2 separate regions of the Homo sapiens genome follow, and region 2 is linked to region 1. The links are chromatin contacts, found by Hi-C or POLR2A ChIA-PET in ENCODE. All regions are on one chromosome and are shown on one strand. The core of a region is the stretch at or near the end of the contact, and the rest is flanking DNA. Distances in the headings are between cores, read along the strand shown. Region 1 holds the start of TPX2 (TPX2 microtubule nucleation factor). Region 2 holds the start of TTLL9 (tubulin tyrosine ligase like 9).

The links. A loop is a pair of places that touch in the nucleus more often than their neighbours do. ChIA-PET counts read pairs that join two places held with the same protein, here RNA polymerase II (POLR2A). Pooled maps may share reads with other maps.
Region 2: a map of CD4-positive, alpha-beta T cell shows a loop between it and region 1 (2.8-fold over the local background). The contact joins the promoter of TTLL9 here to the promoter of TPX2 in region 1. A Hi-C loop is called at or near these places in 2 of 168 maps with a recorded cell type or tissue (CD4-positive, alpha-beta T cell and CD8-positive, alpha-beta T cell) and 10 of 50 pooled maps. POLR2A ChIA-PET finds 5 or more read pairs at or near these places in 4 of 52 experiments (B cell, GM12878, OCI-LY7 and 1 more).

Annotation. Positions count from the first base shown.
Region 1 is chr20:31,737,838-31,741,170 of GRCh38, forward strand. TPX2 (TPX2 microtubule nucleation factor) reads left to right here and starts at 1,453. Exons shown (of 18, transcript NM_012112.5): 1 at 1,453-1,784. RefSeq lists enhancers at 1,466-1,515, 1,606-1,765.
Region 2 is chr20:31,869,340-31,872,370 of GRCh38, forward strand. TTLL9 (tubulin tyrosine ligase like 9) reads left to right here and starts at 1,295. Exons shown (of 15, transcript NM_001008409.5): 1 at 1,295-1,610; 2 at 1,783-1,856. The coding sequence starts at 1,788. It overlaps DUSP15 (dual specificity phosphatase 15), which reads right to left and starts at 1,188. Exons shown (of 7, transcript NM_080611.5): 1 at 978-1,188; 2 at 225-258. The coding sequence starts at 998. RefSeq lists silencers at 835-1,104, 1,125-1,224.

The DNA of each region.
Region 1 (3,333 bases), core at 203-2,702:
GCCGATTGCACCCCCATGGGTGTGAATTAACTGAACCATACTTTAAAAATTACTATAATTTCATGTTAATATGTACAAAATCTGTACATAAATCCCCCAATCTTTTTCAAAATTCAAGATGCCAGTACTTGTACTCTTCCATAGGAACTTTAGAATTAACTTGGCAAATTCCAGAACAGAACCCACTGGGACTTTCATTGGAATTGCCTTGACCTTTTTTTTTTTGTTTTGAGACAGAGTCTCGCTCTGTTGCCCAGGCTGGAGTGCAGTGGTGCAATCTTGGCTCACTGCAACCTCCGCCTCCTGGGTTCAAGTGATTCTCCTGCCTCAACCTCCCAAGTAGCTGTGATTACAGGCACGCGCGAGCACGCCCGGCTAATTTTTGTATTTTTAGTAGAGATGGGGGGGGGTTTCAACATTTTGGCCAGGCTGGTCTCGAACTCATCGCCTCAAGTGATCTGCCTGTCTCGGCCTCCCAAAGTGCTGGGATTACATGCGTGAGCTACCGCACCCAGCCTAGGCTTAATTTTTGAATCTTTAGCTTTTGCTGGTATTATGAAGGGGGTTGTTTTGTTGTTCTTGTTGCTGCTATTTTCTAATTGATTAAAAAAAATTAAGATGGTGGGGGTGGTCTCGTTATGATGTCTACGCTGTTCTGGAACTCTTGGTCTCAAGGGATCCTTCTGCTTTAGCCTCCTGTGGAGCTGGGATTATAGGTGAGCGCCACGAAGCCCGGCCTCTAATTAATTATCGGTGGTGTATAAAAAGAACAGACCTTCTTAATTCGAATCCCATCTTCTCCATTTATTATGTGATTTTGGACATGTTTGTTCAACTTCTCCTAGACTTTGTTTTCTTTTTACGACATGGGGATCATAAAGCCGGGATGCAGTTGGGAATAAAACCGGATAAAGCTCCCAACGAACCGCGGGTTTCATAAGATCAGGGCAGGGACTGGGTAAAAGGTTTCAAAGACTCCTGCACTATTGGGAAGGACGCTACGGGCGAGTCTATGTTGCATGCAGGCGACTCCATGTTAAGACGAAGTGAACTCCCTGAACCTTCAAGGGATAATGCACAACCATAACGAGAATAATTTTTAAAAATAGAGTTTTCTTCCCTGAAAACTTGGAGAGGTCCAGGATGCGCGCCATTCTGTGATCTAGGTTGACTCTCCACCTCTTCAGTTGGTACCACCTTTCCCAAATAGTTTGGAGCAGAGCACTCCGGTCTTTGTAATAACGTACTCCTAAGAGCTGTTCCAGTGGACTCACGCAGGCGCAGGAGACTACACTTCCCAGGAACTCCGGGCCGCGTTGTTCGCTGGTACCTCCTTCTGACTTCCGGTATTGCTGCGGTCTGTAGGGCCAATCGGGAGCCTGGAATTGCTTTCCCGGCGCTCTGATTGGTGCATTCGACTAGGCTGCCTGGGTTCAAAATTTCAACGATACTGAATGAGTCCCGCGGCGGGTTGGCTCGCGCTTCGTTGTCAGATCTGAGGCGAGGCTAGGTGAGCCGTGGGAAGAAAAGAGGGAGCAGCTAGGGCGCGGGTCTCCCTCCTCCCGGAGTTTGGAACGGCTGAAGTTCACCTTCCAGCCCCTAGCGCCGTTCGCGCCGCTAGGCCTGGCTTCTGAGGCGGTTGCGGTGCTCGGTCGCCGCCTAGGCGGGGCAGGGTGCGAGCAGGGGCTTCGGGCCACGCTTCTCTTGGCGACAGGATTTTGCTGTGAAGTCCGTCCGGGAAACGGAGGAAAAAAAGAGTTGCGGGAGGCTGTCGGCTAATAACGGTAACGATAATTATTGTTATTACCATGCTAACAGGTTATAAACATTGACTGAACTAAGCACCCTGCATGCCCGTTCTCATTTAATTTCCTCGCCAAGCCAATGTAGTTGGTGCTATTCTTGGTCCCTCTTGACAGAAACTGAGGAAGGAGGAAGGAGGAGGAAACTGAGGCCCAGAATCTAGATAAATTTCGAGAAATGGGTGATACAGTAGCCATGCCCTCAGGAAGTGTGGCGTTTGATGGAGGAAAACAGAGGTAGTCACAAATAAGTACATTTCAAAACTGTTGTCTAAAACAGGAAGATAATTAGATGGTGTGAGAACATAATTGAGGGAGAGTTTAAGTCCACTTGGAGTTGTCTTCTATTTGGGATTTAAAATTCATTATATGTTATCCATATTTGTCCAGCTCTCTTTTTGTATGGAATCACCAGATATTATTCCCTTTCTCATTTCCTTTCTCAACATTTATAGATTGGAGGGGGGAAGGAAAACCAAACCAGGTTATAATGTAGAATTGGTTTACCCCCTATTTTCTTGACATATAACGTCTGGTTTTCCACATATAATTTTCTAGTAGTTCAGTAACATGGACTCCCCCCAAATCAGGCCTACTTAGGATAGAAGAGGATTTTTGACTCCTGGATTTTGCTTTAAGACCAGCTCTTGGTTTACTTCCTGCTTCACCCTTACCTTTTCTTGACATCCTGTGGCCTCTCTTTGAATTTCTCTCACTCATCAAATGTTGTCAAAAATAGGACTACTTGCTGCTGTAGTAAGGATATTCTTGTATTGTGGCCTTAGTGTATTACATCACCCCCACGTCAGACTTGAGTCCCCCTGGTTGGTTTGGGTGAGTCAGTTCAGTATTAAGCTGGCATTCTTGGATCAAAATTATGTGGCTGTCAGCTAACTCAGCCATTTAGTTGACCTTTGAGGGTACTGTGCTCAGATTGGCATGAGATATTATGGGTGTACAGATATATGATGTACTCAAACGTTTTTTGGTATGTTTGGGGACAAAAACATGGTTTGAAATTGGCAAGTGAGAATCAGAGCAAGATAGGACACCATCTGGGTGCTCTACTGTTTTGTATTCTAGGTGTCTGGACAATTTAGAGGTGAGGGAGTTCAAGAGCCAGTTTGTGTTTCTGTGCTTCACAAAGCCACCCTTGTCTAATTCTTGATAACCAGAGTTTGGTTAGACAGGGACTGAAACAATCCTAGTGCATAGGAATCACCCACTAAATACCTGTTGAATTGAGTAGGCAGGAAGGCACTATCTGAATTGACTACAAAATTGCGGGTATGAAAAACTGGATTGTATTCAACTAGGTTGGTAAATTTGTTTAGACTTTCAAATTATCTGAATAGGGTTTATTTGGCCAACCTTATGCATAAATCTGTGTATTCCAACCTTGATAAAATTAATTTATTGCAATTAAGTTTGTCCAGGATTATGTGAGAGAGTCCTTCATTTCATTTCTTTAGTTACCAGGAGATGTTCAGGGCTCATCTACATCTCCTGGTTAATTTTCCTTCAGCTTTTT
Region 2 (3,031 bases), core at 45-2,544, 130 kb after region 1:
TCAGTGTCAGGCCCCCATGCTCCCTCCATGTCCCTTCAAGCCTGGGGACACTCGCCTGCATGTGCACCCCTTGTCCTCCATCAGCCTTTTCCCCCTCCCAGCCTGGGGCCGCTTCCCTGCCCCCAACCCCATTCCTGAGATGCATGGGCCAGGGCATGAATGGTGGACACAGGCCTGAGACAGGCAGAGTGCCATGGCCTCGGGACAGAGTGGGCAGTGCTCACCAATGAAGTTTCCGAGGTAGAGTCCAGGAAGTACCTAGAGGAAGGACAGGCAAGGGTCAGTGGGGCAGGGGCTGCACCCCCTTCCACCCCCAGGGCAGCTGGGGGGCCCACAGCCCCTCTCTGTCCCATGAAGGGTATGGACCTCAGGGCTCAGGGAGCACTCTCTTCCCTTTTGTGGGCCCTGAGTCCTCTGTGAGAGGGGTCTGGGGCTCTGGGGAGGGTAGGCTAGGGGGCCAGTTAACCAACCGAGGGAACCAAGGGAGGCCAGCTTGGGTATGAGAGGGGAGAGGAGGAAGGCAGGTCTTAGGAGGAGAGGAGAGGAGAGAGGTAGACTTGCAGGGTGCAGGGATGGAAATTCTGGGGCTGGGGAGGCAGAAAGGCAATGACAGGCAGAGGCGGGACAGGATGGAGAAACAGCCCCGGAGAGAGCCGAGGAGTCAGCGACAAGGGAGAGGGACACATGCAGACGGAGAGCAGGACTCACTGGGAGACAGCCTGGGAGTGACAGCCACAGCAAGACAGCGAGAGACACACAGAGTCACGGAGAGAGGGCGGACACAGCGGGGACAGAGACGCAGGGTCAGAGAGGGGGAGACCCGACAGCCGCGGTCTCGAGTCACAGGGACACGGAGATGCCGCCGCACGGAGACCGGCGAGAACAGAAGGTCAGAGGCGGGCGGACCGAGCTGGTCAGCGCCGGGCCGCGGCGGCCGGGGCGGGGACCGGGGAGGCTGCGCGGGGCCCGCCCCCTACCTTGGTCATGCCATTGCCCATGATCCCGGGGGCGGCGGTCCGGGTGCACCCCCAGCTCGCCGCCCGGGAAGCGATCCGGTCACAGCTGCCCTGACGGCCCAGGCCCGACGCCTGCAGCCTGGCGGGGAACGGGGGGCCTGGCGTCCGCGGCCCTGCCCAGCCCTGCCCAGCCACCGCCACCGCCCGCCGACCCCCGGCCCGGGAGGGAAATGGTGGTGGAGCCGCCGCTGCCACCGCCGCCGCCGCAGGCTCCTCCTACCCCTTCGGTCATGTGGGGCCCCCGCCTCGGGTCGCGGCGGGGGGCCGGACAAAGCCCCAGTGTGCCGGGCCCACGGCCCGCGGGACAACGGCAGTTTGTTGGGGCCGCGTGGGGCCGCCACCTCCGGAGGTGGGGGCGGGGGCCTTACCCCACCCTGGCACCGGCAGGCGCGGGCGGATGGGGGGATGTCGCCTAGAGCCCCCCGGCCGGCCCACAAACTCCCGTCCCCCTTCCGGCTCTGCCTGGACGTCCCTGCGGGCCCCGGGGGAAAGCACCCAACTTCTCCCGCCTCGGCTTCTAGCAGAAACGTGACGGGGCTGGACTTTGATCGCCGAGGGCTCTCTGCTCTTCAGAGTCTGCTTGGAACGGGATAAGTGGGTAATTCCTTCCGATACATCCTCTCCACCCGTGCAGAGACACCCTACCAACCAGCCTTCCTCCTTTCCCATCCATTCTCCCACCCTCCTGTTCACTCATTCACTCGTCCATCTTCCCATCCATTCATCCATCCTCTCACTCCTTCCTTCCATCCATTTCGGCCCCTAGGAGGGATGGTGCCATCCAGGGAAGCTCTGCTGGGACCAGGCACAACTGCCATTAGGTGCCCCAAGAAATTACAGGTGAATGTTGGGAGAGGGGTTTGAGGGAGGGTTCCAGTCTGAAGGAGACTACATCAGGATGTATTAATAGCTAGAGGTCAGGGTCCTGGAAGGGGTCTGGAGACCAAGGTTTGAGGCCCTGTTCACCTCTGACCTGCTAGATGACCCTGGGAAAGTCCCCGTGACCCCCAGCTAACCCTATCTGTGTTTCTGAGGATGTTGAGGTGAGCCCTTCCTGGCTTCTAGGACCAAAGCTGGAGAATGTAAAATAATCAAGACACTTCCTATAGGACTGAAATAGAAGCAGCTGCACCAGCTTTGTTCCTTCAGCCATCACCCCCACCCCTCAATCTATAGTAGTAGGTGACTGGGGATTGTGGATAGAGAGCAGGACAGAGAGAATCCACAGAGCCCTTTGAAATACAGTGATTGGAGAAAAATAAAACTGTTTCTTCCTCCCTCAAGTTCATAGCATACATGGGGCTGCCCGTCTCAGCTCTCATAAAAGCCCAGAGTTCTCATAAATACCAAATTATTCAGTAAATACTTACTGAGCATCTAGTATATGATAGAGACTAGGGACACAGCAGTGGGTAGAGATTGTTCCTACCTTCATTAGCTAATGGTATAGACCAGCATTGTCCAAATGAAATATAATGCCAGCCACATGTGCAGCCACATTTAAAAAGTAGAAACAAGTTAATTGTTGATAATATTTTTATTTAACTCAATATATCCAAAATATCATTTCAACATATAGTCAGTATTTTAAAACTATAAATGAGATATTTTATATCCTTTTTAAATTGTATTAACTATTCAAAATCTGGTGTCTTTTACATTTACAGCACATCTCAATTCAGACAAGTCACATTCCAAATGCTTACTAGCCATATGCAGCTAGTAGCTACATATTAGACATCTCAGATCTAGGAGGGAAGGCAAACAAGATAGGCAAACAAATAAATTATTTACAAATGGTCCCAGTTTTCTATGAAGGAAACAAAGCAGACAGGGAGAACCTCTCTGAATAAGTGGCATTTGAGCTGAGAGGTGATATATAAGAAGGACCCAGCTGTTTAAAGAGTGGAAAGCCAGGCGCAGTGGCTCATGCCTGTAATCCCAACACATGGGGATGCTGAGGTGGGAGGATCAATTGAGCCCAGGAGTTTGAGACCAGCTTAAGCAATATACTA